Regions from separate parts of the Homo sapiens genome. Here regions 1 and 3 are each linked to region 2. The links are chromatin loops, found by intact Hi-C in ENCODE. Cell type or tissue: mammary epithelial cell. All regions are shown on one strand.

Region 1 (2,500 bases), 170 kb after region 2:
GAGGTAAATGCCTGTTCCAGACTCCACCATTTAATTCATCTTCTTCCCTGTCCCAAGCATAAGTTTCTGGTTTAGTTACCTGATATGGTTTGGCTGTGTCCCCACCCAAATCTCATCTTGAATTCCCAAGTGCTGTGGGAGGGACCCAGTGGGAGGTAACTGAATCATTGGGGCAAGTCTTTTCCATGCTATTCTTGTGATAGTGAATAAGCCTCAAGAGACTTGTTGGTTTTACAAACAGGAGTTTCCCCGCACAAGCTCTGTTTTGTCTTGTCTGCTGCCATGTGAGACATGCCTTTCACCTTGTGCCATGATTGTGAGGCCTTCCCAGCCACGTGGAACTGTAAGTCCAATAAACCTCTTTCTTTTGTAAATTGCCCAGTCTTGGGTATGTCTTTATTAGCAGCATGAAAACGGACTAATACATTACCTTTGTTTTATAGGAGCATAATGAGAAGTTCTTAAGCAAAATATTGTTTCTGGATTGATAAATCTGAAAACAAATTAAACTGACCTCATCAGGTTTCTTCCACTCTGAAAAACACTTGGGGCTTTTTCCTTACGAAATCTCTCTTTTAAATATAAAACAACTAAGAATCTACATGAATCAACATCAACAAGAACAACAAATCTTACTTCATTCATTTACTTCTTATGAACAGGTTTTCACATTGAAGCACCCTTTTTTTTTTTTTTTTTTACCTACCTATATAATCCCCAAATCACAGCTTTCTTTTTCATTGCAAGGTAAAAAATGGCAGCATCTAAAGGATCATTCTTTCTATAAAAGGCTGCTTTAGCTACCTATAATCAAAAAATATTGATCAAAATTTCACAGAAACAGTTTTGAACAAGTAATTTCTTTCATATGAAAGGCTGGCACATATCCATTGAATGTTTAATAAAATTTTAAAAATATGTATATGAATAATATGTGCATGTATATATAAAATAATAACAAAAGTGACTTACAGTGGTGGCTTCAATGGATACAGAGAATAATAGGACTATTGCCTTTCATTACAAGTTCTTCTGTACTATTTTTAAATTTTTCTAAACATATATATTATTTTGTAAAAATCAGACATATACTACTAACAAGTTTGTCAATTAAAAACTTGGGAATTAGAATATACATTTTAAAACTTTAGATATTTTGAAACACGTTATAAATGAAATGTAAAGACTATTCAAAAGCCTTTTGCTGCTTCAAAAACAAGAGGGAGTAATGGCAGAGAAGATATGAAATGCCATTTAAAGAAACGTCCAAAAAATATTAATTCACTTATACACCAAAATAAAACACTTACTTTTTCTATGCATTTGCGTAAGATGCGGGTATTCCGGACCCACCACCCCACACCCATAGCTCTTAGTTCAGACCAAGTGGGATCATCTTTCTGCATGGCTGGCAACATGTTCAGCAGTTCTTCTTCTGCTACTGAGTGAAATGCCCAAGCAAAATGACTTGTAGACAGGCCTGAAGAAATGTAAAAAATGATGTTTATAAGAATTATAAATATGCTTATATGATTATCAGAAATGTATGTTCCATATTTTCAATATAAATGTGTAAACTTCTATGAGACTCACAGTTTAAGATTGGAAATATGGGCTTTTTTAAGTTTTTCCTTCTTCAAATAACTGTATCACTCCAATGAGCACATATATGTTTTGCAAAAATAGCATTTTTTTGAAAGGAAAAGAAAAAATGCTTATGGCAAATTCCACTGTGCTGATGTATTTCGGATCCTTTTTAAAAAATGAGTAACACTTAAAGCATTATTTTATGTTGATATATTTCTGTCTTCAAAGCTGCTTTTCACCTTTGTTTGGTCAACATTTGTTTTGTGGATGTAATTCCATGGAATTAGTAAAAAAAAAAAAAAACATCAAGCAAGCAGTTCAGGTTGATGAATTAGGAATAGCACTGCAAAGACTCCAGAATCATAATGCATATGTTAAATTCCAGCTCTAGCAGGGTGCGGTGGCTTACGCTGTAATCCCAGCACTTTGGGAGGCCTAGGTGGGTGGATCACTTGAGGTCAGAAGTTCGAGACCAGTCTGGCCAACATGGTGAAACCCTGTCTCTACTCAAAAAACGTACAATTAGGCCGGGCGCGCTGGCTCATGCCTGTAATCCCAGCACTTTGGGAGGCCGAGGCGGGCGGATCACGAGGTCAGGAGATCGAGACCATCCTGGCTAACACGGTGAAACCCTATCTCTACTAAAAATACAAAAAATTAGCCGGGCATGGTAGTCCCAGCTACTCGATAGGCTGACGCAGGAGAATGGCGTGAACCCAGGAGGCAGAGCTTGCAGTGAGCCGAGATTGTGCCACTGCACTCCAGCCTGGGCAACAGAGTGAGACTCCGTCTTCAAAACAAAACAAAACCATACAATTAGCCAGGCATGGTGGTATGTGCCTGTAATCCCAGCTACTCAAGAAGCTGAGGCAGAAAAATCACTTGAACTGGGGAGGTAGACATGGCAGTGAGG
Region 2 (2,500 bases):
CTCTGAAATAAGAAGTATAAGAAGTCTAAGGCTTTCTGTGTTTGTTATGAGGCCTCTATAGGTAGACAGAGACACAGCAGGGGAATATCTAAGATGAACCAGGTTGAAACACAGGTGCTGGAGGAGCCCACAGCACTTTTCTTCCTCTCAGACCACTGTACTTGGAAGTCTACAGCTGCATGTGGTTATGTATCCCCCAGGGCAGGCAGGGTGGCCGGAAGAGTGCCAGAGGCAGGAGGCAGGTTTTCATCCCAGCTCTCACACCATGAGGCTGGATGATCAGGGACACCTGCCTTGATTTCTTTGGCCTACGTTGCATTTGTAAATGAGAAGATTGGACTAAATCAAATGGCTTCTCATCTCATGCCCAGTACAAGTCAAATTCATTATAACTGTCCACAAGGTCCCACCATCTAGCCCCTCACCACCTCTCTGACTCATCTCTCCCCCTCCCTTAAGCCTCTGTACTGTTTCTGGAACACATCAGCCCATTCTCACCTCAGGGCCTTTGCAGCCGCTTGCCCTCTGTTTGGAAAGTTCTTCCCCCAGGATATCCACATCTGGCTTCCTCACACTTCTCAGGTGAGTCTAATATCAATCACATTCTCAGTGAGGATTCACTCACAATTGCAACCACAATTACCCACCTCCACCCCCTCACCCCCTGCAACAATCCCTATTTCCCTCTTCAGCTTGAAAATATCTTTTTCTACTTAGCACTCGGTTCTCCACTTATTATATATTTTACTTATTTATTTTGTTGATGTTTATTGCCCACACCTAGAATATCAGCTCTCCAAGAGCAGGGATTTCTATCTGCTTTGTTCACTGCCTTAGTACCTGGAAGGTGCCTGGGACATAATTCAAGAAGTATTTGCTGAATAGATATGTCCATGGATGGCTGGAAGGGAGGGCAGAAGGATTACAGACCTTTACAATGTCTTTGGTCTGGGGTCTGTGGGGTGTGGTGCTTATGGTCAGAGGGCTCTCTCTGCCATTGGGATGGACTCTGTAACCACATGACAAAAACAAGCCAGCCCAGGTGAAACATAAAGGGCCCAGAGCGAGATGCGGTATGCTTTCACTCCACTGCAGAACCTCCCAAGCACTGCTTCCTGCTCGCTCCATACCTTAAGCTGATGGACATTTACACCCAGCATTCTCAGCAGTCATGCCATGGACTCCAGACACTGTCTATGAGAAATTCCTTAAATTAATGTGATTTGGGGAGAGCACTCACCTCCTCTCTCTCGTTCATTTAAAATTCCTAGGCAAAAGAGAAGTACGTTTCCCTATTGCCAGGATATCACACTAGAGTTTATCCTGAATTGGGAAAAGGTGGTGATGCTCCCACAGGCAATTCAGCCAGTTCCACTAGATGGCAACATGGTCAGGATGTGCTGATATCCAAGAGTGAAATTTACCAGGAACAGAGTAGACAAGCTCCTACGCGCCACTCTGCCACTACGGTTCTCAGCTTGGCACGCACAACCTTGCCTCCCCTTCACTTCTAGCCTGGCTATTTTCAACCACGAATTTACAGTTCGTTCTCAAATGGTTCATGCTTACCCTTGAATGCTTATGACTTAATCACTCCAGCCTTGGAAGCTTTATGTACACGTCTTTCTGCCAAAGTACGCTACCTACCCTCCCTTTGGAACTCTACCCAAAACTCACTTCTTCCACAAAATCCTCCCAAGCAAAGCTGGCTCTGATCTCAACTCTATATATGCAATGACATACAGTCACAGACACATAACCATTTTTTTTGAGACGGAGTCTCACTCTGTCACCAGGCTGGAGTGCAGTGGTGCGATTCTCGGCTCACTGAAATCTCCACCTCCCAGGTTCAAGCAATTCTCCTGCCTCAGACTCCCAGGTATACACACACACACACACACACACACACACACACACACGAAAGGATCACATGCACAGCTCTAGGCATCTAGTAGACGAATGTACATTTACTATAAATGATATGCAGGTGACCACATTCCATACAAGAGAAGTCAGGACTCTATGAAATAATATTTATTGGCTGCCAAGGGTTCAATAATGGACCAAAAGATTAGCTATACCAACACCCACCTATGTCTTCCAAATTCTAGTTTTTCCCTAGTATTAAATTTAAGCTCCAAAAAATCTGTTGAGCAGAACAATTTTAAGTAAACCTAAGCAAATATTATATATCAACTTGAACAAAAGTGTATAAATACCAATATAACTTTAAGGGCTATTTAAAACACTCTATTCTAATCCTTGATAACTTTTTCAATTTACTTTAAAAATAAAATTAAGTCTACTTGTGGGAGCATTAAGTATGGCTAAAAACAAACCTAAGGTGTTATTTTAAAAGTACAAAATGCTTTATATGTAAGGTAAACCGTTTTTTTTTTTTTTTGGTTGTTAGAGAAAATGGCAACAGCAATATTCAAACAATTATCCAATAAGAGAATAGAAATAAACAGCCTTGTGTTTACGGGTTGCCCCACGGTGT
Region 3 (2,500 bases), 310 kb after region 2:
TTTTCAAAGTTAAATTTATCTATTCCTCATGTGAAGTACTGTTGAGTTACCTCTTATGTAAAAGTTTGCTGCACAGATTAAAATAAATCACCTTTGAGAGAGTTGTGGTGTTATCAAAAGAGCATGGACTTGTGAGTCACATATTTGGCTTCACATACGTTCCAACTTTGTTGCTTTGAGCCCCTGTGACCTTTAGTAAGGTGTGAGCATTAAATGAAATGATATCTATAAAAGGATCAAGTACACATGTGTACATGCTCAATAAATTGTTAACTTGCTTTCCTGCTCCCCTGCCTTTCCTCCTCCCTTCCTCTTTTTTTTTTTTTTTTTTTCCCAGAGATGGGGTCTTACTTTGTGACCCAGCCTGGAGTGCAGTGGTATGATCATAGCTCACTGTAACCTTGAACTCCTGGGAACTCAGGAGCTCAAGGAATCATCCTTCCTCAGCCTCCTGAGTAGATGGGACCACACGTGTGCTCCACCATGCCTGGCTAATTAAAAAAATTCTTTTTGTAGAGTTACAGTCTTGCTTTGTTGCCCTGGCTGGTCTCGAATTCCTGGCTCCAAGCAATCCTCCCACTAGACCTCCCAAAGTGCTGGGATTATAGTTGTGAGCCACCATGCCTGGCCCCTCCCTTCCTCTTTACTTACACGCATGCTTGCTTGGTTGTTTCTTATTCTATTCTTACTTCTCCTTCAACGTTCTCCCTATCTGGACTCTTTCCTCCTCCAACTTTTCCCCTAACTGATATGCTATGTTTTCTCAAACTCAACAAATTCTCAATATGCAGTAGAGAATAAAGGATTGAATCCTTTATTCAATCCTTTAGTGAATGTGGGCCTGGGGCTGGGCGCATTTTCTGGACCTACTACATATGGAAAGGTTGGGCAATGAACATCCATCCTTGTGATAGTTGCTTAAAGTCATCAATAAGTGCAGTAATGCTTACTTCAGTAGCCATCAGATTTGTATGTTTCTGCAAATCTGGGCTGTTCTTTGCTTCCCTCTTCTGGTGAGTTTCTTTCTTTTTTTTTAGATTTCTTCAGAGAACAGCTATAATTTGGAGGGATGTAGTAAACAAGTCAGTAAGTCTAGAGTAGCATCCAATATCTTATCATCTTCCTAGCTCAATTTCTTGCAACTGAGGCAGTATTGTTATTTCACACAATGGACTTGCTGACATCAACGGAGCCAGAAAGACTAGGCAAAATTGAGACTTAGAATTAGACATTCTGTTGAGTTACTAGATAAGCAGAGCCCAGCTGAGATGGTAAGTTCTGTAGGGATAGTGGAGGGACTCTCTCCCTAAGGATCTAACTCAAATGACTTCATGTTCCAAGCAAGTAAGTAAACCAGTAAAGGGGCAGATATACAGTAGGGAGTACTGGAGGCTATGGCAAACTGGGGAACATATGTCTGGCCTAAGGACATTCAAATGTAAACATTTCAAACATTGAATGTGCCAAACCAAATATGTTAGCGGGCTAAATTTGCCCTATGCACCATCAGTTTGCAACCTCCTCAAGACTTACAGAACTTGGTCTCTAGGGAAAACAGCAACAGGTAGTAGTGGTGAGCCAGAAAAGCGGTTCCTAGCAGGAAGGTTCACACAGGTGTAACAGGATAACCTGAGCATGAGTGTTGTTATGGCATGCAATATGGGAGAAGTAAGCCGTTAGTTAACAGGGTCCCAGTTCCACAGATGAGAGTGGCAGGAGGCAGGGCTCAGTGAAGGGCTCTAAGTCCTCTGTGGTGGCAGAGGGAACAAGACAATTTCCAACCAGGAAGGCCTAGGTTATGAATATGGTAATTGTTATGGGAAATCAGAACAAGGATGCAACAAATGGCAAGATCACATATCACTTATTACTGAATCACTTGCAAATTGAATGTAAATCCCTTACAATATTTTTATTGCTTCTTAAAAACTGAGTTTTAAAATAGTTTATTATAGAACATTTAGAAAATACAAAAAAGCATAATAAAAAAATAACTTTTTGGCTGTCCTACCTGAGGAAAGGCAGCACTGTTTCCAAAGCTTGAAGCCAGGCAGGGAATCAAGAACTTCTGTCTTGGGAAGAGGACTTTGGAGTATGGGGACAGGAAACTGGACTAGGAGCCAGAAATGGGCTGGACAGCCTTTATGAATTATCTATAGCAGAGCTGATTTCAGACTATTTAAGATTATTTATCATAATTTTTTATTTGAAAATATTGTAATTAGGATGGCTGGCACGGTGGCTCATGCCTGTGATCGCAGCACTTTGGGAGGCCCAGGCAGGTGGTTCATCTGAGGTTAGGAGTTTGATACCAGCCTGGCCAACATGATGAAATTCCTGTCTCTACTAAAAATACAAAAATTAGCCGGGCATGGTGGTGGGGCCTGTAATCCCAGCTACTCAGGAGGCTGAGGCGGGAGAAGCACTTGAACCCGGGAGGTGGAGGTTGCAGTGAGCCGATCACACCACTGTACTCCAGCCTGGGTGACAGAGCAAGGCT

Evidence for each region. A loop is a pair of places that touch in the nucleus more often than their neighbours do. Peaks named below come from ENCODE experiments on the same cell type or tissue, not always from the same donor. Only the 100,000 strongest peaks of a DNase experiment are listed, where the experiment ranks them.
Region 1: a loop joins it to region 2, with 2.6 times the contacts of the local background. A loop is called at or near these places in 2 of 110 quality-filtered maps.
Region 3: a loop joins it to region 2, with 9 times the contacts of the local background. A loop is called at or near these places in 14 of 110 quality-filtered maps.

What each region holds. Positions count from the first base shown.
Region 1 is chr5:119,163,487-119,165,986 of GRCh38, reverse strand. It overlaps DMXL1 (Dmx like 1), which reads right to left. Exons shown (of 44, transcript NM_001290321.3): 20 at 1,311-1,480; 21 at 707-804. Among named protein-coding and RNA genes, the nearest start is that of MIR5706, 10 kb to the right of the region's middle. In mammary epithelial cell, no CTCF peak of the experiment used is centred here; no DNase peak of the experiment used is centred here.
Region 2 is chr5:119,334,044-119,336,543 of GRCh38, reverse strand. It overlaps a transcript of TNFAIP8 not described here. Among named protein-coding and RNA genes, the nearest start is that of TNFAIP8, 21 kb to the left of the region's middle. RefSeq lists an enhancer at 1,658-1,717. In mammary epithelial cell, a CTCF peak has its summit at 1,378 (motif pointing right); a DNase peak (open chromatin) is centred at 1,423; H3K4me3 peaks cover 646 bases; H3K27ac peaks cover 1,149 bases.
Region 3 is chr5:119,020,636-119,023,135 of GRCh38, reverse strand. The region is part of intron 1 of DMXL1-DT (DMXL1 divergent transcript); the gene reads left to right. Among named protein-coding and RNA genes, the nearest start is that of DTWD2, 33 kb to the right of the region's middle. In mammary epithelial cell, a CTCF peak has its summit at 982 (motif pointing left); no DNase peak of the experiment used is centred here.